Regions from separate parts of the Homo sapiens genome. Here region 2 is linked to region 1. A link is a loop called in an ENCODE intact Hi-C map of the cell type or tissue named here. Cell type or tissue: HCT116. All regions are shown on one strand. Links, peaks and the distances in the headings refer to the core of each region. The heading gives the core; the rest is flanking DNA. Region 1 overlaps LMNB1 (lamin B1). Region 2 overlaps MEGF10 (multiple EGF like domains 10).

Evidence for each region. A loop is a pair of places that touch in the nucleus more often than their neighbours do. Peaks named below come from ENCODE experiments on the same cell type or tissue, not always from the same donor. Only the 100,000 strongest peaks of a DNase experiment are listed, where the experiment ranks them.
Region 2: a loop joins it to region 1, with 9 times the contacts of the local background. A loop is called at or near these places in 59 of 110 quality-filtered maps.

What each region holds. Positions count from the first base shown.
Region 1 is chr5:126,832,985-126,844,431 of GRCh38, forward strand. It overlaps LMNB1 (lamin B1), which reads left to right. Exons shown (of 11, transcript NM_005573.4): 11 at 3,239-4,036. The coding sequence ends at 3,280. Among named protein-coding and RNA genes, the nearest start is that of LMNB1, 62 kb to the left of the region's middle. RefSeq lists enhancers at 5,872-6,616, 6,617-7,359, 8,104-8,846. In HCT116, for the core only: no CTCF peak of the experiment used is centred there; a DNase peak (open chromatin) is centred at 5,109.
Region 2 is chr5:127,308,377-127,319,823 of GRCh38, forward strand. All of the region lies in intron 1 of MEGF10 (multiple EGF like domains 10), which reads left to right. Among named protein-coding and RNA genes, the nearest start is that of MEGF10, 23 kb to the left of the region's middle. RefSeq lists an enhancer at 1-124. In HCT116, for the core only: a CTCF peak has its summit at 5,686 (motif pointing left); a DNase peak (open chromatin) is centred at 5,645.

The DNA.
Region 1 (11,447 bases), core at 1,293-9,292:
TGGCACTTTTATTTTTATTTTTTCTCATTGTACCAAGTTTCAGTTTTGTCCTTTGTTTTCTAATGTGCATTATGTGTTACAGTAAAACATGTCTATGGATTGGATGTTTACTCCAAACTTGTTTACTCTGTAGGGTCCTATGATTAAAAGGTTTAGATCACTAATTTAGAGCAAGAATCTGCATATAAACTTTAAAAAAACAAAGTAATATTCAACTTCAGTGTGAAACAAAATTCTTGCTGTATTAAGTTCCTAATCATTATCTAATTGAAGATAGATTTTGGCTGATGGTTGGGCTTTTGAGAGCCCTTGAAATAAAGAAACTCCAAATTTGGTTTTAATTATAATTAAATTGGAATTATTAATAACTAATGAGCCTTCAGTTTATATTCTCAAGCTGTTTGAGTCCGATCATTAATCAAAGTGTCTACCCTTATCCTGATAAGACTTTGTTTCCATGGCTCCAGATTTTTAGTCTTAAGTCTGCTTTGCTTCATTAGCCCTAGTCCTGGTCTAAATAAACACTGTCTCATATATTTAACCCCCAGGGTTGAGAACCACTTGAGGTGGGTTGCATGAAGTAGCATGAATTTTTTACCTGGATGCCTTCTCATACATTTTGGAGGAATATTTTAAAACACATATGTTACACTTAACTTACAAGAAACAAGCACAAGTTCCATTTTCTGTGCTTCAATGGGAACCATCGTAATTACTAGAAGTAAAATAATTATGTAAGAGATAACTCAAGGCACCAGACAAGAGGGTCAGCATGAGTTATATAGCATGTCAGATGCTAGAGGAGGTACTCCAGGCCAGCAGAGTAGTTGAGAAGAACTCTGTGAGGTGATGCTTGTCCACTAATTTGAAGGATGGGTGATTATTTGGTTATTGGAGAGAAGGCAGATGATGGTGCTCTGAGGATGTTGGAATTCACCATTGCTTCACTAACAGACCACCCCAAAGCTTAGTGGCTTAAAACAGTGATTTCTTACTTCCCATAATTCTGTGGTTTGACTGGGCTCAGCTGGGCAGTGTTTCTGTTCCACATGCTGCAGACTGAACTCAATCGAGCAGGCTGTGTTCAGCTCAGAGGTTGGCCTCGGCTGGAATATCTTTTAGGTCTCTTTCTGTGTGGATTTCTATGATTTAAGAGTTTAGTCAAAGCTTTATAGCATGGCAATTGTCTAACAGAGTAAGTGGAGGGTACAGGTTTCTTTCTTTTTTCTTTTTTTTTTTTGAGATAGAGTCTTGCTGTGTCGCCAGGCTGGAGCGCAGTGGCGCAATCTCAGCTCACCGCAACCTCCACCTCCCAGGTTCAAGAGATACCCCTGCCTCAGTCTCCCAAGTAGCTGGGATTACAGGCATGCGCCACCACGCCTGGCTAATTTTTTATATTGTAGTAGAGATGGAGTTTCACCATGTTGGCCACGACAATCTCAATCTCAAGAGAGTACCAGGTTTCTTAAAGGGCCCTTTGTAACATTCTCTTAGTCAAAGTCATGAGGCCAGTCCAGATTCAAAGTGGGGGTAAATAGTCTCCACCTGTTGGTGGGAGGAATGGCAAAGAATTCATGGTGATCTTTAACTCACTACAGAGGATGTGTAAAGAATGTGGCCGGGCACGGTGGCTTACGCCTGTAATCCCAGCAGTTTGGGAGGCAGGCAGATCACAAGGTCAGGAGATCGAGACCATCCTGGCTAACACGGTGAAACCCCGTCTCTACTAAAAATACAAAAAATTAGCCGGGCGTGGTGGCGGGAGCCTGTAGTCCCAGCTACTCGGGAGGCTGAGGCAGGAGAATGGCGTGAACCCGGGAGGCGGAGCTTGCAGTGAGCTGAGATGGCGCCACTGCACTCCAGCTTGGGTGACAGAGTGAGACTCTGCCTCATAAAAAAAGACTTAATGCACCAACTATATCCGCTCATCCAGTTATTTTGTAGGGTTCATGTGAGAGTTAAATGAAGTTGAAAGATTGGAATTAAACTGACATAGTCTGGAATGCTTAGGGATGTAGCTTCTGTACAATTTGGAACAAAGGAGAAGTTAAGACTGCATTTTAAAATATCACTGGCCAAGCTGAATCAGAGGGACTAACTCTAGAGAGGAGATTCCAGAGGCAGTGAGGGAATATATAATGGAAATTTATTAAGGCTTAGTGACTAAACTTGAGGGTGAGAGAAGAAAAAAAATAAAGATGTATGAGGTTTTTAGCTTTTGTGATCACAGAAACTAATGATACCAAGGTTCATAAGAGGGAAGATGGAAGGGCAGAACAGGCGTTTGAACTTCATATTTGAGGATGAATCCAATCGCCTTTTGAATTGATTAGAAATATTTTGGTGACCTTCAAAAAACCAGTTTTAGTTCAATCAGTGGTGAGTCACAAGTCATATTGTGAGGTTATATGAAATTAATGAGTGATAAAGAAATGGGTAGAGGAGCCATGTTGACTTCACCTTGGAGGACAAATCCACTGCAGATGGCTTGGGATGTGTAAGTTCAGGATCTAGCAAGCTGTAGTCTCCGATGTGGTTGTTAAAAGCTGATCCACTGATCTCCTATTTCCTAAGTTATCAAAAGAGGTTATTGAACAATGGTTTTCAAATTGAGCTGCACATTAGAATTACTTTAAAATTATATATAGATAGCTACCCTTTCCCAGTAAAATGAGAAATTCTTATTTGATTGATCAAGGGACCTAGATCAGAATTTGTTTTAAACTCCTCAGGATCTGAATGTGTAGCCAGAGTTGACAATTACTGTTCTGGAATTTGTTGGGGGGTATTCTAGAAAGAAGTCCATAAAAGAAGGTTAGAGGCCAGATACGGTGGCTCACGCCTGTAATCCCAGCACTTTGGGAGGCCAAGGGCAGGTGGATCACTTGAGGCCAGGAGTTCAAGACCAGCCTGGCTAACGTGGTGGTGATGCACACCTGTAGTCGCAGCTGCTCGGGAGGCTGAGGCATGAGAATCGCTTGAACCCAGGAGGTAGAGGTTGCAGTGAGCCAAGATTGCACCACTGCACTCCAGCCTGGGCAACAGAGTGAGACTCTATCTCAAACAAACAAAGAAAAAGAAAAAAAGAAAAGGTTAGAAAAGATGAGAGATGATAAAGGGTCCATTTGAGGTTAGGTAATATGGTTTGGTATCCCTGTAGTTAAAAGTTTTTGTCTTATTTTAGAATACTGTGATCTATTTCTTTAGTATTAATTTTTCCTTCTGTTTTCCTCATCAGGGAACCCCAAGAGCATCCAATAGAAGCTGTGCAATTATGTAAAATTTTCAACTGTCTTCCTCAAAATAAAGAAGTATGGTAATCTTTACCTGTATACAGTGCAGAGCCTTCTCAGAAGCACAGAATATTTTTATATTTCCTTTATGTGAATTTTTAAGCTGCAAATCTGATGGCCTTAATTTCCTTTTTGACACTGAAAGTTTTGTAAAAGAAATCATGTCCATACACTTTGTTGCAAGATGTGAATTATTGACACTGAACTTAATAACTGTGTACTGTTCGGAAGGGGTTCCTCAAATTTTTTGACTTTTTTTGTATGTGTGTTTTTTCTTTTTTTTTAAGTTCTTATGAGGAGGGGAGGGTAAATAAACCACTGTGCGTCTTGGTGTAATTTGAAGATTGCCCCATCTAGACTAGCAATCTCTTCATTATTCTCTGCTATATATAAAACGGTGCTGTGAGGGAGGGGAAAAGCATTTTTCAATATATTGAACTTTTGTACTGAATTTTTTTGTAATAAGCAATCAAGGTTATAATTTTTTTTAAAATAGAAATTTTGTAAGAAGGCAATATTAACCTAATCACCATGTAAGCACTCTGGATGATGGATTCCACAAAACTTGGTTTTATGGTTACTTCTTCTCTTAGATTCTTAATTCATGAGGAGGGTGGGGGAGGGAGGTGGAGGGAGGGAAGGGTTTCTCTATTAAAATGCATTCGTTGTGTTTTTTAAGATAGTGTAACTTGCTTAAATTTCTTATGTGACATTAACAAATAAAAAAGCTCTTTTAATATTGATATACTGTCCTTTTTAACGCTTTAAAAACAGATTTTGAGGGGAGAAAAGTATTGTTTCAGTTTTGCTTTTGATAAAAATATAATTTGACTTCTTTGAACTGGATTTTTCTTTAAGGCTTTGCCAGTTGTGGAAGATAAGCTATTTTGGGGGTCTTTCAGTATTTAATTGTCATTAATAACAACAATAATAAAAGCAATAATAATAACTAATGTTTTTGAGCCAGATATCATGCTCAATGCTTCATTACATTTTTTAGCTTATTAACAATAAGGCCTTTTAAAATTTCTTCAGGAAAACCAAATAGGAACAGTAGAAAACATTGAGGAAGACATTCCTTTTTTTTTTTTTTTTTTTTTAAAGACAGAATCTCACTCTGTTGCCCAGGCTGTAGTGCAATGGCACGGTCTTAGCTCACTGCAGCCTTGACCTCTCCTGGGCTCTGCCTCCCAAGTAGCTGGGACTACAGGCACACACCACCATGTCCGGCTAATGTTTTTGTATTCGTAGAGAGCATTTTGTCATGTTTCCCATGCTGGACATTCCTAGTAAAAGAAAAAATGGGAAGAATATTTTAGAATGTAATTCTACTGTCTTTTAAAATAGGAAGGGCCGAGAAATTGATTAAAAGCCACCTTTTAGAAAAATAACATGAATGCTATGAAATACGAATGTGCTGTGTGTGGGGTAGCTTTATTATGTATGGTGCTAATTATGGTGTCAATTCGTGTGGATTTGGGGAGGTTTTGTCTTGATTGCTTTAGTTAAGTGAGTTCATCTTATAGGAAGTGCAATATCTGAACTCTTCCTAGAATGGACAGATAATATTTCAGAAGCTAACCCTAGTCAGTGTTTGTTTTTCTCTTAAAATATTCCTGCAGTAAGCTGCACAAAGACTACCAGCTTTCACTTGAAAATAACTCACAAAGCCCCAGAATTACTGTGTTCCGCAGATTTACTGCATACTTTGGTGCCGTCGCAGACACAAGATAAATGCTGGGTTAGAAATTCTGTCTGGTAAAGCAGATAAAATGATAACTTCTCAACGCAGATTTATCTTCAGAGTGGGAATGGCATTACAGTACACAGCCAAACTCAGCTGTGAAACATTTTGCCACAAGATGGGGTTCTTGTCATCAAAATACATTCTAGGTGCTTTTATTGCTGGATAAATTAGGTTATAAAAGCCAACACTTGAATTAATTTGGGCATTAAGAAAAATTGGCAGTTGTAACATAGTAGAATAGTGTGTATGCTGGGGAAATTGAGAGTACAAATGCAGGGCTCAACATAAACAGTTTGTTGCCCCTGGATGTGTGGCAGTAGTAGATTCCTGAGTCTGTTTAGACTGACAAACTTTGGACTAAATTGAGGTTTTCTGAAATTGAGCTGCACCTAAACCCATTCCCGCAGAATGTGAGTGAGCTAGAGGGCACGCTGCCATCCTGTGTATTAAAATCAGCATCTCCGCATGAAATTGATGTTAGGCATACAGCATATATATACATTTTTGGATTATTTATTTGATAACAAGCATGATTCACATTTTCCCCTTGTTTTGTCTTCAGTGTTTGTTTTCACCTCTGTTTAGGTATGGATTTATTTTATTATTTTATTTTATTTTATTTATTTTTTTGAGACAGAGTCTCGCTGTTGTTGCCCAGGCTGGAGTGCAATGGTGCAATCTCCGCTCACTGCAACCTCTGTCTCCCAGGTTCAAGCGATTCTCCTGCCTCAGCCTCCTGAGTAGTTGGGATTACAGGTGCACACCACCACGCCTAGATATGGATTTATTTTTATTCCTCTTGTTCAGGTCTTATCTCTGTGTTCTTCATTAAGAAAATTTTGGATGTTCTTATTTTGTTGAGTATTATCTCATCCCCACTGTCTGTTCTTTCCTTCTGGGGTTTCTTTTATACCTGTGTTGAACCTGTCCTGTTTCATGTATTTTAGGTTTCTCCACACTATATTCTCAGTTAACTCCTTCGTATTTATCTCACTGATTCTGTTCTCAGCCCTGTCTTATCTGTTTATTCCAGCCATTGAACTTTTTAGGCTTCATTTTTTTGTTTCTGAAGTTGTCTTTGATTCTTTCTCAAATTTATCTTTTTCATAATTTTTTATTATAGTTTTTATTCTTTTTATGAATCATTTTAACCATATTTTATAGTCTCAATTCTATTTTTTTGAGTTTTGGAGAATGCTAATTTTTCTGTTAGCTGTGTCTGTTGACTTTCCTAATGGTAGTTGGCTTTCTCATGGAGTTTTTAGGATTGTGAACACATCTCCAGCAAGGGCTATGTTGTGAGTGATCCGTTTCATGCGTGTCTGTGTGAAGAGACCACCAAACAGGATTTGTGTGAGCAACACGGCTGTTTATTTCACCTGGGTGCAGGCGGGCTGAGTCCGAAAAGAGAGTCAGCGAAGGGAGATAAGGGAGGGGCCGTTTTATAGGATTTGGGTAGGTAAAGGAAAATTACAGTCAAAGGGGGTTTGTTCTCTGGCGGGCAGGAGTGGGGGGTCACAAGGTGCTCAGTGGGGGTGCTTTTTGAGCTAGGAAAAGGACTTTCACAAGGTAATCTCATCACTTAAGGCAAGGGCCGGCCATTTACACTTCTTTTGTGGTGGAATGTCATCAGTTAAGGTGGGGCAGGGCATATTCACTTCTTTTGTGATTCTTTAGTTACTTCAGGCCATCTGGGTGTATAGGTGCAGATCACAGGGGATGCGATGGCTTGGCTTGGGCTCAGAGGCCTGACATTCCTGCCTTCTTATATTAATAAGAAAAATAAAACAAAATAGTGTTGAAGTGTTGGGGCGGCAAAAATTTTTGGGGGTGGTATGGAGAGAGAGAATGGGCGATGTTTCTCAGGGCTGCTTCAAGCGGGATTAGGGGTGGCGTGGGAACCTAGAGTGGGAGAGATTAAGCTGAAGGGAGGTCTTGTGGTAAGGGGTGATATTGTGGGGGTGTTAGAAGAAACACTTGTCGTATAGAATGATTGGTGATGGCCTGGATACGGTTTTGGGTGAATTGAGAAACGAAATGGAATAACAGAAGGAGAAAAACAGGTATAAAAGGTCTAAGAATTGGGATGACTCAGGATATCTGATTAGAGAGTGCCTAAGGAGATTCAGCATAGTCCTGCCAGCAAAGATTATTTATTTACTTCAAGAGTTAAGAGTGGCAGTTTGGGGATAGCACCAGGAGATATCAGCTGTGATGGCTTGGAGAAACAGTGTAAACCGGCAGTGTAAACAAGAGCAGGGCATGTATGAGTAGTTGAGAACGGTGAATAGGAGTATGACTAGACAGAAGATAGTAGGGATGACAAGTTTTTTGGGGGCACAGTCTAAGTTGGTCTGGTGTCTGGAATGATACTGGGGCCTAATAAAAAGGAGCGTCTATATAGGAGCTTAAATGGGCTGTACCCTGTAGCAGTCCGAGGACAGGCCTGAATTCTGAGAAGGGAAAGTGGTAAAAGTATTGTCCAGTCCTTTTTAAGTTGGTGGCTGAGCTTGGTGAGGTGTGTTTTTTTAAAAGACCTTTAGTCCTACTTTTCTTGAAGACGGAGGACCGTAAGGGATATAAAGGTTTCACTGAATACTAAGAGCCTGAAAAACTGCTTGGCTGATTTGACTAATAAAGGCTCGTCTGTTATCAGACTGTATTGAGGTGGGAGGCTAAACTGAGGAATTAAGTCTGACAGAAGGGAAGAAATGCCTGCAGTGGCCTTCTCAGACCCTGTAGGAAAGGCCTCTACCTATCCACTGAAAGTATCTACCTAGACTAAGAGGTGTTTTAGTTATCTGACTCGGGGCATGTTGAGTAAAGCTAATTTGCCAGTCCTGGGTGGGGCAAATCCTCGAGCCTGATGTGTAGGGAAGGGAGGGGTCCTGAATAATCCCTGAGGAGTAGTAGAATAGCAGATGGAACACTGAGAAGTTATTTCCTTGAGGATAGATTTCCACAATGGAAAGGAAATGAGAGGTTCTAAGAGGCGGGCTAGTGGCTTATACTATAGCATAACCTGCCTTTGCTGGTGTGTGGCGATTAGGCCTGGTGGACCCACCATCAATAAATCAAGCGTGATCAGGGTGAGGAACAGAAAAGAAGGAAATTTGGGGAACTGGGGTGAATGTCAGGTGGATCAGAGAGATACAGTCATGGGGGTCAGGTGTGGTATCAGGAATAATGTGGGAGGCCAGATTGAAGTCTGGGTCAGGAACAACGGTAATTGTGGGAGACTCAACAAAGAGTGAGTACAGCTGAAGGAGCCGGGAAGCAGAAAGTATATGCGTCAGGTATGAGGAAGAAAATAGATTTTGGAAGTTATGAGAACTGTAGAGAGTGAGTTGAGCATAGTTTGTGATTTTGAGGGCCTCAAAGTATTAGGGCAGCAGCAGCGGCTGCACGGAGACATGATGGCCAGCCTAAAACAGTAAGGTCAAGTTGTTTGGACAAAAAGCCTACAGGACGCAATCCTGGTCCTTATGTAAGAATTCCGACCACACAGCCCTGCACTTCGGCTGTGTGTAATGAAAAGGGTTGGGATGAGTCAGGGAGAGCTAGAGTGGGGGCAGTTTCTAAAGCTGTCTTCAAGGAATGGAAAGAGGAGTGGGGAAAGGATTTAGGATCTATGGGGTCAGCTAGGTTTCCTTTTGTGAGTTTATATAATGGTTTTGTTAGGATGGCAAAACCAGGTATCCAAAGGCGAAAGTATCCAACCATGCCCAGGAAGGAAAGGAGTTGTTGTTTTGTAGAAGCGGTTGGGGTTTGAGAGATCAGTCGGACACGATTGGCAGGGAGAGCACGTGTGTTTTTATGAGAATTATGCCGAGATAGGTAACAGATGAGGAAGAAACTTGGGCTTGATGGAAGTAATGGGGGCTGTCTGTGAAGCTTTGCAGCAGTACAGCCTAGGTAATTTGCTGAGCTTGATGGGTGTCAGGGTCAGTCCAAGTGAAAGCGAAGAGAGGCTGGGATTAAGGGTGCAAAGGAATAGTAAAGAAAGCATGTTTGAGATCCAGAACAGAATAATGGGTTGTAGAGGCAGGTATTGAGGATAGGAGAGTTATATGGGTTTGGCACCACGGGGTGGATAGGCAAAACAATTTGGTTGATAAGGCGCAGATCCTGAACTAACTTGTAAGGCTTGTCTGGTTTTAGGACAGGTAAAATGGGGGAATTGTAAGGAGAGTTTATAAGCTTTAAAAGGCCATGCTGTAGCAGGCAAGTGATAACAGGCTTTAATCTTTTTAAAGCATGCTGCGGGATGGGATATTGGTGTTGAGTGGGGTAAGGGTGATTAGGTTTTAATGAGATGGTAAGGGGTGCATGATCGGTCGCCAAGGAGGGAGTAGAGGTGTCTTATACTTGTGGGTTAAGGTGGGGGGGGATACAAGATGAGGACGCAAAGGAGGCTTTGGATTGGGAAGAAGGGCGGCAATGAGATATAGCTGTAGTCCAGGAATAGTCAGGGAAGCAGATAATTTAGTTAAAGTGTCTCAGCCTAATAAGGGAACTGGGCAGGTGGGGATAACTAAAAAGGAGTGCTTAAAAGAGTATTGTCCAAGTTGGCACCAGAGTTGGGGAGTTTTAAGAGGTTTAGAAGCCTGGCCGTCAATACCCACAACAGTTATGGAGGCAAGGGAAACAGGCCCTTGGAAAGAAGGTAATGTGGAGTGGGTAGCCCCCGTATTGATTAAGAAGGGGACGGGCTTACCTTCCACTGTGAGAGTTACCCGAAGCTCGGCATCCGTGATGGTCTAGGGGGCTTCCGAGGCAATCAGGCAGTGTGAGTCTTCAGCCGCTAAGCCGAGAAGATCTGGGAAGGAGTCAGTCAGAGAGCCTTGGGCCAGAGTTCCAGGGGCTCTGGGAGTGGCTGCCAGGTGAGTTGAACAGTCCGATTTTCAGTGGGGTCCCACACAGACGGGACGCGGCTTAGGAGGAATCCCGGGCTGCGGGCATTCCTTGGCCCAGTGGCCAGATTTCCAGCAAGTGTAGCAAGCTCCTGTGGGAGGAGGTTCTGGAGGAACGCCTGGCCGCTGCAGTTCAGGCATTTGGAAGTTCTTATGTGCTGGAGATGTGGCTGGGGTTTGTCTCACAGTGGAGGCAAGGAATTGCAACTTTTTTCTATTATGGTACACCTTGAAGGCGAGGTTAATTAAATCCTGTTGTGGGGTTTGAGAGCCGGAATTTAATTTTTGGAGTTTTATTTAATGTCGGGAGCAGATTGGGCAATAAAATGTATTTTGAGAATAAGACGGCCTTTTGACCTTTTAGGGTCTAGGGCTGTAAAGTGTCTCAGGGTTGCTGCCAAACAAGTCATGAACTGGGCTGGATTTTTATATTCGATGAAAAAGAGCCTAAACGCTATCCGATTTGGGATAAAGAAAAAGGAGCATTAACCTTGACTGTGCTTTTAGCTCCAGCCACCTTTTTAAGAGTAAATTGCTGGGCAGGAGGGGGAGGGCTAGTCACGGAACGAAACTGAAAGCCGGACCAGGTGTGAGGAGGGGAGGTGATAAAAAGATTATAGGGTGGAGGAGCGGAGGCTGAGGAAGAATTGGCACCTAGCTCGGCCTGGCGAGGAGCAAGCAGGCTGGGGAGGAAGGGAGAGGTCAGATGGGTCTGTAGAAAAGGAAGATTAGAAAGACTCAGCGACACTTGGGGTTGGTACTGAGGGGACAGGCGGGAGGGAAAGAAGGAAGATTTGGCACGAGTTGCACTGGGCACAGAGACTAGGAAGGGACTGATGTGTAAAAGAATGCCTGGACGTCAGGCACCTCAGACCGTTTGCCTATTTTACGACAAGAATTATTTAGATTTTGCAGGATGGAAAAATTCAAAGTGCCATTTTCTGGCTATTTGGAATTACTGTCGAGTTTGTACTGGGGTCAAGCGGCATTGCAGAAAATAAGGCATTTAGGTTTTAGGTCAGGTGTGAGTTGAAGAGGTTTTAAGTTTTTGAGAACACAGGCCAAGGGAGTAGAAGGAGGAATGGAGGGTGGAAAGTTGCCCATAGTGAAGGAAGCAAGCCTAGAGAAAAGAGAGTAGAGAAACAGAGGGAAGGGGTTCGGGGGTTCTTACCTTCCAGAAAAGTGGGAAAAGGGGTTGGGGCGCAGAGATAAGAGGTCGGGGTGCGGAAATAAGGGATTGGGGCGCAGAGATATTAAGAGGTTGGGGCGCGGAAATAAGGGATTGGGGTGCAGAGATACGAGGTCGGGGCACGAAAATAAGGGATTGGGACACAGAGATAAGAGGTCGGGGTGCGGAAATAAGGGATTGGGTGCAGAGATAAGAGGTCGGGGTGCGGAAATAAGGGATTGGGACACAGAGATAAGAGGTCAGGGTGCGGAAATAAGGGATTGGGGCGCAGAGATATTAAGAGGTTGGGGCACGGAAATAAGGGA
Region 2 (11,447 bases), core at 1,001-9,000, 480 kb after region 1:
CAACAAACAAATCAGTTTGAATTCAGGCAGGCTATCATCGAGAGCTGGAATTCTGACATTGCACAGTGGCTGCGAAATGCTTGACGCCCTTTTGGTTTCCGTGTACTTAAAGTTAAGAAAATGTGGCACATATACACCATGGAATACTATGCAGCCATAAAAAATGATGAGTTCATGTCTTTTGTAGGGACATGGATGAAGCTGGAAACCATCATTCTCAGCAAACTATCGCAAGGACGAAAAACCAAACACTGCATGTTCTCACTCATAGGTGGGAATTGAACAATGAGAACACATGGACACAGGAAGGGGAACATCACACACCAGAGCCTGTTGTGGGGTGGGGGGAAGGGGGAGGGATAGCATTAGGAGATATACCTAATGTTAAATGACGAGTTAATGGGTGCAGCACACCAACATGGCACATGTATACATATGTAACTAAACTGCATGTTGTGCACACGTACCCTAAAACTTAAAGTATAATTAAAAAAATAATAAAAATAAATAAAAGTAAAAATACAAAAAAATTAAAATAAAAGGTTAAGAGAAAGTTAAATTGCTCTATTTTGGTTTCTGTGTATGGGTTCTGGAGGGATTGCCATCTGTAACGAGATGTAAAATTCTGGGACACTGGCCCAAGGAGAAGGGGGTGAAGAGACCAGGCTGACACAGGATCACACTGTTGTTATTATGTTTTGCCTCCTTCCACTTTCAAGTCCTAGCAACTGCATTACCAGTCCATGTGCAGTCCTTGTGATCCATGGAAGAATTCATGAATGTCTGTCTTAATCATGCAGATGAGTAGTGAAAAGAAGTAAACAAGGAGTTCTCACCTTTTGGGCAGACATCTGTTACTTACGCTTTAATACTAGCTTGCTTTTAGACTTTGTAAAATATTGCGGTAAAATGCACATAACATACCATACAATTCAGCATTTTTAATGTGTGGTTCTGTGGCATTTTAAATACATTCACACTGTTGTGAAACCATCACCACCATCCATCTCCAGAACTTTTTCATGATCCCAAATTGAAACTCTGTACCCATTAAATAGCAGCTCCCCATTTTCCTCTTACTCCAGCCCTTGGCAACCACCATTCTACTTTCTGTCTTTATGAATTTGACTACTCTATGTACTTCATATAAATGGAATCAGACAGTATTTATTCTTTTGTAACTGGCTGATTTTACTTAGAAATAATGTCCTCAAAGTCCAGCCAAGTTGTAGCATGTGCCAGTTTCATTGCTTTTTGAGGCTAAATAATATTCAGTTGTAGTATATACCACATTGTGTTTATCCATTCATTCATTAATGGACATATGTGTCATTTCCACCTTTTGAGTATTGTGAATAGTGCTGCTGTGAACATTGGTGTACAAATATCTGTTCAATTCCCTGCTTTCAATTCTTTTTTGGGTATATATACCCAGAAGGGGAATTGCTGCAACATATGGTAATTCCATGTTTTTTGAGGAATCACCATACTGTTTTTCTACAGTGGCTGCTCCATTTTACATTTCCGTCAGCAATGCACAAGAGTTCCAATTTTTCCACATCCTTGCCAACTCTTTCTTTCTTTCTTTCTTTCTTTCTTTCTTTCTTTCTTTCTTTCTTTCCTTCCTTCCTTCCTTTCTTTTTTTCTTTCTTTCTTTCCTTCTTTCTTTATTTCTTTCTTTCTTTCTTTCTCTCTTTCTTTCTTTCTTTGTTTCGGAGGGGGTGATAATAGCAATCCTAATCAGTGTGAAGTTATCGCATTGTGGTTTGATTTACATTTCCCTAATGATTAGTGATACGGCCTTTTTTAAATGTGCATATTGGCCATTGGTATATCTTCTTTTAAAAAATGTCTATGCAAGTTATTTGCCCATATTTTAATTAGGTTGTCTGTTTTGTTACTGCTATGTTGTAGGAGTTCTTTTTATATTGTTGATATTGATCCTTTATCATGTATTACAAATATTTTCTCTCATTCTGTGGGTTGTGTTTTCACTCTGTTGATAGTGTCCTTTGTTGCAAAAATTTTTAAATTGTGATGAAGTTCAGTTTATCTGTTTTCTCTTTTATTGCTTGTGCTTTTAGTATCATATCCAAGAATCATTGCCAATTGCTTTTAGATTTTTTTTAAGGATAGCCCCTTTCTCTGTAATACCACAAAAACCATTACTTGTAGAAATTTCTCTTTGAAGGGATTTTGCTCTGAGATGTCTCTTTTTTACTTGTTTGGAGAGTGGCCTTTTTATTACTTGGGAATTGGTTGATTCCACTTTCACCATGCTCTATCATTCTCTTCTCTTCTTCTCAGGGAGATCACAAAGGCTCATTTATGGATAAAAAGAAAAGAGGGAGTGAGGGAAAGGCTTAGTTTGAAAATAGCCTCAATCATTTGTAGTATAGGGGCTAAGGAGAGAAAGGGCAGGTTTCAGAATGTCTGGGGCATATGAGTGGGTTCTTTAGCAATCAAGACTTGCAAGGAGTCTGTGACACCAAACTGGACTGCCATTTGTCTAAGAAGGCTGAGATCTACTTCCTAAAGCACCCTCCTTTTGTCCTCAGGCTGGAAAGATTGCTGAAAAGTGAGCAGGCCCCTAGCTGAACCTCTAAGGAACCTCAGTCCCCCTCCCAAAGACATAATATTCCATGCCTGAAACTTCTCCAAGTATATAGACAGTGACTTTTTATAAATGTTCATTCCCTTTTAGAAAACACAATATATTCCTCTTATTTCTATTAAGTGTTGGTAAAATGCTTCTAATTGAAAATCCTTTTCCTCCCTGCCAGTTTCTCATACTTTACTCACTATTATTTCTGGATTATATTCTGTGTACAAAAATCACCATTTAATAGTGACTACACATCCAAACACTACAGATATTGCTTAGTATAAAAAAGCAACTGGGGAGTACATCATAAATTCATACAATCTCATCTTGAAGAGCAAACTAAATACAGAGACAGCCTGAAGGACATTCTTCTTTACACTTGGCAGTTCCAGAAGAATATATTTAAATGTTATGTAAGTTTTAGTCTTTTCTCATTACTTATGTCACAGCTGTGGACTTCTGAGCCATAGGGCTGCTGTTTACTTTAGACAGACAGTTTTGAGTTAGGTGAGTATTTGAGTATTTTCCTACCCAGCATGTGTTCAGATGTGAGGTGTTTGCTTTTATGCTTGTACGTCTGGTATGAAAAATGGTTTTGTGTGCCAATAATTGTCCCTGTGCTGCTGCCTGCACAGTAACTTGACTCAGGAATACAGAGAACTGTGTCTGGAATTTGCAGTTTTAAGAAGTTGAATGATGACATACTTCATAAAGAGAACTCTTTTCAAATGAACTGTAGTTTAATTAGTAGATCCCTCACTCGCCTATGTATAGGCTTGAAGAAGTCGGAGAATAGTTTTACTGATGTCAAGGAAGGCTGGCAGTAAGTTTCTCTAATATGCATGTTACAGAATGCAACGTTAAATTCCTGAAATCTCGTTTGGTGATGGTCTTCAAAAAGAATCATTTTTATTCACAGGGCCTCAATCATCTGAGGGACTAGATATCCAGAGAAGCCAGCTTCTCAGTGTTGCGTGCACTTTAAAAAGTCATAATTACCGCAGGAGCTAGGAAATGCTTTAAATCAGCAGCATCCCATCACAACTCCTAATTTTAATGTGTGCAAGTAGGCATCCTAACAAAACCACAGCTCAGCCCCCACCTCGTCTCGCCTTGCTCCTTCCTCTCTCACTGTGCCTCCTTTTCATGGTCTCCAGGGAAGCATGGTCAGTTTTGAAGGAGGGAGAGAAGGCAAAGAGGGATGGAAGTCAGAGCAAGCAGCCCAGGTCCCACTTCTATCTTAACTGGCACCAGGAAAAAGTGCCTTCGGCTGGCACAGTGGCTTGTGGGCACCAGGCTTTGCTTGTTTGCCATATAAATCCTGGTCATAACAGAGACCAATGCCATTCAGGCAGTGAGCAGGAAGCTGCTTTTATGGGGAGCTTTTTGGCACCGTGTCCGACATACACTCCAGTCAATCACAGTAAAGGGCCTAATAACAGATGTGGTGATTAAGCCTGAAGAACTGTCTCTATTTTTTCATTTTTGTTTCAGAGAATAACAAAGTGCTTCATTAAACCCCCAATCGCACAGAGTTTTGAATTGGGCATACTGATGTGGTAAAAACTTACATCTCTGTAAGGACTTTCTTCTGAAGTTCTTATCAGCAAGGATGCCTCAGAGGGAAGGTTGGATCCTTTTAGCCAGGACAGTTATGTTCTTTCTGGGTTGTGCTTTGCACTCCAATACCAAACCATATGCAGAATCCTGGGGTACAACCAGTTTCCTATAAGTACCTTGGATATAAATAAACAGTTTTAGCTTTTGTGTGCTTTTGTAAATGTAAAATGTTCTCTGACTCTCTTAGGTTCAATTTTACTGCTTATAGCAAGAAATTAACTATAGCTTTCAATCTTAGAAAGGTTTCAGATAACCTGAAACCATGGTAAATTACCATATTTTAATAAGATAAATTATCTTGAAAAAAATTTAATTACATCTGAAAAGGTCTGTCTTTGATTGTGGCAGTTTCTAAGGCAAATGTCTTCATTAAGGTTGTTTTTCTTTCTTTTTAAATGATGAACATGAATCTGGCTCATCATTAAAGGAAATTAATCTAAGAATTTAATGACTTGGGACAGGTAGAAAAAGTATACGTTCTCAACAGCAAGAACACACAGCTGAAAACTTTCTCTTTAGCTCTTCCTGGATTGTGAAGGCTGGTTCTCTGTGACCCTGGGGCTCTTGGGAAAGGATGGCTGTCTTTCTGACACGGCTCTATGGGATCGTGTAGATTTGGAAGCCACATCTATATCCCAGAGATAATTTTTTTGTTTGTTTCTAATTCCATGTAGCCATAGATCCACTTTGTAAGATTATTGCTTTATTATCTTTCTCCAAATGCATACTTCTGAGTTTTCAGGGTACCTCCAAGAGAATTTGTAGTTGACTAGATTCTCTTAACCTGACCCATAAAGCATATGATTTATGGAGAAGAATCAAGATTTAATTATAATTTCAATTCTTGTGTTAATAAAGCATAAACTTAACCTACTCATCCGATTAGCCTAAAATGTAATTTGTGTGTATTTAACATTTGTACACACTTATATGCACGGACACATATAAAAACAGTACTAACCTTTATGGCACTTCATATTTGTTTTCTCGTCTGAAACAATATTTACAATTCACTTTTTACTACCTTTATCCATTTAGACAACCTTTTCCTCCATTGATGTTAAACATGTTTCTTGCTAAATGTAAAATCAGCAATGTACAGACTCAGATTTTGCCACATTAAAATTTGTTTTAAGAAACCACCCCTATATACACCTTGTATCTAAAAGTGAGAACTCCCAGATACATTGGGGAAGACTTGTGGTCAGGCAGACACCTCCCTCAGGATTATTCAATTGCTGAAAAAGTAAAGCTTTTCTTTAAATAAGATTCAGAATAACTTCCTTATAGTTTTTCCTAAGAAGGGCAAGACTTTCTGGGATGATACACCTCATGTTTTACTTTCGGTTCCATTGCTGGTGGGGAGATATTTCTGTAGGTTCGGGGAGATGCCTTGAAGATGAAGTGGAAAGTTGGCCAACCAAGGGCGGCCCTGAGCTGAAGCGCCACCTCCTGGCGGAATAGGTCACTTCAGGGATTGTTTCTCAGTTACCCAGGCTGCCTGCTGAGGCATCTGTTCTCCCCAGTTATGGATCCCACTCTGTTATTTCTCTCCCACCTCACCCCTCTGGATCGGTTGTCTGGGACTCACAGGATATGATCTCTTGACTCTCCTCAAGTGCTCAATATACTTTAATGTTTCATGACTTTATAGATCCTGGTATTGTTCTTACTTAGCAACCGTATATTGATCATCTATATATTCTTGCAGATGGGGAGAGAAGTAGAAGTCAGGGAGGAGTAGAATAGGAGACAAGACAAAACCATGGGCTCTGCTTTCAAGGACCCAACAGTCTAGTTGAAGAGGTGGGATTGGTTATGTCAAAAGATGACCAGCAGCCCAAGGCAATGGAGAAATATCAGATGAAGGATGTGGAGAGTTGGTTCCGTTAGAGATTTCTATGCAGTTTCTAGTGAAAAGACTAGAGAATTTTTACTTATGTCCTGAACACACTGTTAAGTAGATCTTGGATGAGAAAATAAATTATTGCAAAGAGAGAAGTAAGTTGACAGAAAGCTTATGTAATGGTTTGAATTTCAAACAATTAGGGAGGCTTACATGTTGGACTAAGGGAATTTTAGGAATGAATCATAGGCTCTTTCAAATTAGCGGGATATGAAAAATATATTCCAGGCAGGAACTATTTCTACCCTTCATAGATTCTTCAATTGAGATATTCTTCATGTATGGTTTACATTCATTAGATTTTATTTTCCTGTTTAAGTTAAATGATTAGGAAGTTTAAAATCTTGAACAAATGACAGTAATATAGTTTATGGAAACTGTATTTATAAGAAGGAAATGAATGTATTCATTGTGATGGGGTGCACTTAATTTTAAGTGCTTTTGGCTGCTGTTGTTTCCAATATTTGCAGTAAAATGAAGATACTGCTATTAAAGACTTTGAATCTTAAAAAAAAGGAGCTGAGGGAGAGAATTTATAATAAAGGCAACAGGGAAATGACATTTGATGAGGACAAGAACAGAAGAGATTAAGGAAAATGTCAGAGATTGCAAAGCTTGTGGCCCTGCTGAGTTCAGAACTCAGTGTTAGTTCAAAAACCTTTAGCTTCCTTAGTTCAAATTGCCCTTAAAGAGTTATCAGAACCTGCTTAAAATTAAAGGTTTTTTCCCCATAAAAACTGTAATTATCTTGATATTAATGTTCCAGTTTATTTATGTATTTATTTTTAACATTATACTTGGTGTGCATTTATGCCCACCTGTGCATAAAGGAAATTCTTGCCTTATTTAGGTAATATACAAACACTTATGTACATTTGGGGTCCATTAATATATTTTAAAATTTATAATCACAATGTGACCTTCATCAAAGACCATCACAGATCTTAATTCCTTCTCAAAATTAAAACTTAAAAATATATGAATCTTGCCGGGCGTGGTGGCCCATGGCTGTAATCCCAGAACTTTTGGAGGCTGATAGAGGTGAATTGCTTGAGCCCAGGAGTTCAAGACCAGCATGGGCAATATGATGAGACCCGTCTCTACAAAAATACAAAAATTAGCCAGGTGTGTTGGAATGCATGTGTAGTCCCAGCTACTCAGGAGGCTGAGGTGAGAGGATCCATTCAGTTTGGGAGGTTGAGGCAGCAGTGAGCTGTGATTGTGTCACTGCACTCCAGCCTGGGTGACAGAGTGAGACCCTGTCTTAAAAAAACAAACCAAAACAAAATAACCCTTTTTCTTTCTGTCTATATTTCAAGCATATATTTTGAATCACTTTGTAATAAAAATCTTTTTATTTTCTAAAGTGTGCTAATCTAACACTCTAAGAACATGTTGAAGCAGAGCAGTCTTTCAGTTGCTGTAGACCGTAGCAATCTGCTAATTACTGAAGGTTCATCCTAGGGTATATTCCCACACATTGTTCTTTCTGGTGAAGTTTGCTGAAATGGGTCCCTGTACCAGGCCCACAGGCAGGCCCCAGGAATTGTGCTTTTTATCAATGGAGATGCAACACTTCAGAAGACGCTTTAGTGCAACAAAAGTCTGCCATATAAGTTTGGTGCCATTGCACCTTTGCTCTGCCTCCTTATCTTGCTTTATTACTTCCTGCTGGCTTCTGCTGCTTGACTCCCAGCCCCTCCTGGATGCTCCCTTGCTGCTGTCAAATGTTTGCTCATAGTCACCTCACCTTGCCCTCAGCTGATATGAATACCATGCCTGCAAGAATCATCACCAATGCAGCCATGTTTGAGCAGGTCCAATTATTGACAATACAGGAAGGCTAATGAGTAGAAAGCCTTAAGCTTTAAATGAATTTACAGAATGATTAACTATTAATTAAGCCATTGAAAGTGCCCATACGTTCTTTTCAGAGACTACATATTTTTTATCTCTAATTAAAACAAATATCCCCCAAACAAAACTTTCAGTGTTTTTTCATATTTGTAATCACTGGTATTGCAATCATTTTGTTTCAACTCTAGGATTTTCCACTGCAGTTGTATATTAGCAATTAAATGATAATCTTGACCTTCCATTTCTGCCTTTTAAATATTAAGAATAATGATTTCAGGGTTCCAGAACAAGTGATTTGCATATTCTGAGCTTTATTTTTCCTGTGGGCCATACATTCATTCAAGAATACCAAGAACATGTAGAGATGAACAGTGTACCATTCTGACATTAAGGAGTCTGGTAGCTAGTGGAGAGATGAGCGGTGTGGTGTGTGTTACTACTCTGACGAAGAACACATCAGCTACTCTTGGGATGTTTCAGGGTGTTACAGGAGCAAAGAAGAAGAATGACAAGGTTAGCCAGGGAGCTCTTCTAAAAGAAAGTGACAGTTGATCCTTAAAGAATGAGTGAGAATTAAGTTGAGCAGATAGTTAAGGGCATTCCAAGAAGGAACAGCATGGGCGAAGACAGAGGAGTGAAAACCTCTAATGTTTGGGGAAAATCAAGTACCTGAGAATTGTTCAAGCGACATATACATGAGTTTGTTGAGTGATGAGGCTGGACTCAGATATCTTGAGTCTTAAATGCCAGTTTGAATTTTACCTAAAAGGCAAGCTCTCAAAAGCTTTTAAGAAGGGGAGTGTGGGGTTGTTTGTTTTTTTCTTGTAAATTTGTTAAAGTTCTTTGTAGATTCTGGATATTAGCCCTTTGTCAGATGGGTAGATTGCAAAAATTTTCTCCCATTCTGCGTGTCCGCTCTGATGGTAGTTTCTTTTGCTGTGCAGAAGCTCTTTAGTTTAATTAGATCCCATTTGTCAATTTTGGCTTTTGTTGCCATTGCTTTTGGTGTTTTAGTCATGAAGTCTGTGCCCATGCCTATGTCCTGAATGGCATTGCCTAGGTTTTCTTCTAGGGTTTTTATGGTTTTAGGTCTAACATTTAATCCATCTTGAATTAATTTTTTTATAAGGTGTAAGGAAGGGATCCAGTTTCAGCTTTCTACATAGAAAATGTGGCACGTACACACCACGGAATACTATGCAGCCATAAAAAAGGATGAGTTCATGTGCTTTGCAGGGACATGGATGAAGCTGGAAACCATCATTCTGAGCAAACTATCACAAGGACAGAAAACCAAACACCCCGTGTTCTCACTCATAGGTGGGAATTGAACAATGAGAACACTTGGACACAGGGTGGGGAGCATCACACACCAGGGCCTGTCATGTGTCCCCTGTCATGGGGGAGGGATAGCATTAGGAGAAATACCTAATATAAATGATGAGTTAATGGGTGCAGCAAACCAACATGGTACATGTATACATATGTAACAAACTTGCATGTTGTGCACATGTACCCCCTAGAACTTAAAGTGTAATAAAAAAAAAGTGAGGGGGGAGTGTGATGTTCTGACTTGTGTTTTTAAAGCATTGGTGACAGTGTGGAGGAGGAATTGAGTTGATTGGTAAAAAGGATGAACTGATCAAACTGAAAAACTAGTCAAAGTTAGTGTTTCTTGACATTGGTTTTGAAACTTTGCTCTCAGTAATGGGATCAGTAAATATGATTAGTGCCCTTATAAAAGAGACCTCAGAGTGCTGCCTTGCGCCTTGCACCATGTGAGAACACAAGGAGAAGGTACCATCTATGAATCAGGAAGCAGCCCCTCCCCAGACACTGAATCTGCCAGCGCCTTGATTCTGGACTTCCAGCCTCCAGAACTGTGAGAAATAAATTTCTGCTGTTTTTAAGGCACCCGGTTTATGGCACTAGGTTGTAGCAGCCTGACCTAACACACCCATTGTATCTTTACAGTAAAAAGTCAAACTGAGGGATAAAAACTTGATGATGTTTTCAGGAATATCCAACCAAAAAAGTGGCCATTTCCTCATCCCTGATAGAAGTTTTTGCTAAGATAAAAAATGATAAACAGTTTTAAATCATGGGAACATACCAAGTAGCCATGGTTGGCATCACTGGCTAAAAATGCATCTACAAGAACTTTGAAAAGCAGATGAAGTAGCCAGATGATATGCTTTAAAAACTTGTAAAATCATCCTAGAATATACAAAGCTTAAAAATGCATGAAGTAAGAGATGAGAACTCTCCAACAATCTTGCCATTGAAAAATTGACTTAAACATAAAAAAAATAGGTTAATGAAAAACACTGCCAATAAGCAGATCAAACGTAATTGGCTGAGAATGAGGGGAGGAAAAACTAAAATGCTGGTAAGCCTATAAAAGTTGTAAAACTATGTATGCCCAATTGCAAACAAACAAACAAACTCAAACTCCTTTCCCAGAACTTTTAAAAAATAACAGAAGAGAATATTTTTACGGTACATAAGCAATGCACAATTGCCTAATGGTATATAAAAATTGCTAATTCCTGAAAAACCTGTGACTTGAAATATACATTTTTCAATAAACTTTTATTTGTCAAACTCACCAATTCTAAATCTTGTTCCAAACCCTTTTCTTTCCTTCTCTCTTTCATTACCTCCCTCCCTCCCTCCCTCCCTTCCTCCCTCCCTCCCTTCCTCCATCCCTTCCTTTCTCTCTTCCTTTCTTGATAGAGTCTGGCTCTGTTGCCCAGGCTGGAGTGCAGTGGTATGATCTCGGCTCACTGCAACCCCTGCTTCCCGGGTTCAAGTGATTCTCCTGCTTCAGCCTCCCAAATAGCTGGGATTACAGGCATCTGCCACCATGCCTGGCTAATTTTTGTATTTTTAGTAGAGACAGGGTTTTACCATGTTGGCCAGTCTGGTCTTGAACTCTTGACCTCAAGTGATCCACCTACCTCGGCCTCCCAAGGTATTAGGATTACAGGCATGAGCCACTGTGCCTGGCCTTGCTTTTCTTCTTTAAACTAGTTTTTCTTTTCTTAAAATATTTGTTCAGATTTACATAGTGGACTCGTCTCTATGTCTTTGTTTAGATTCATTCATTCATTTGCTGTGCTGGGTGCTGTTTTAGGTACTGAGGATACTGCAGAGAAAAAAGAAGGCATCATTGCACTGAGGAAATTAGGAGATGTCAGTTTACCTTCCATCAGCTCTTTCACATGGCCATTGGCAAAACTTCTACCATGCTTGTATCTAATCTGCTCCTTTGATGCATAGATTGAGTAGACATAATTCACTGCGAGCTCTTCCTCCTGGGAATGAAAAGGAGCACTCACAAGTTGCCTTATTAAAGTCTTTGGCTAACTAATCAATTTTTTACTGTTAAACTTTTATAAGCACCCTAGGGCCAATTATCTCTATATTTGTACCCTATTAACAGTGGCATCAGCCACA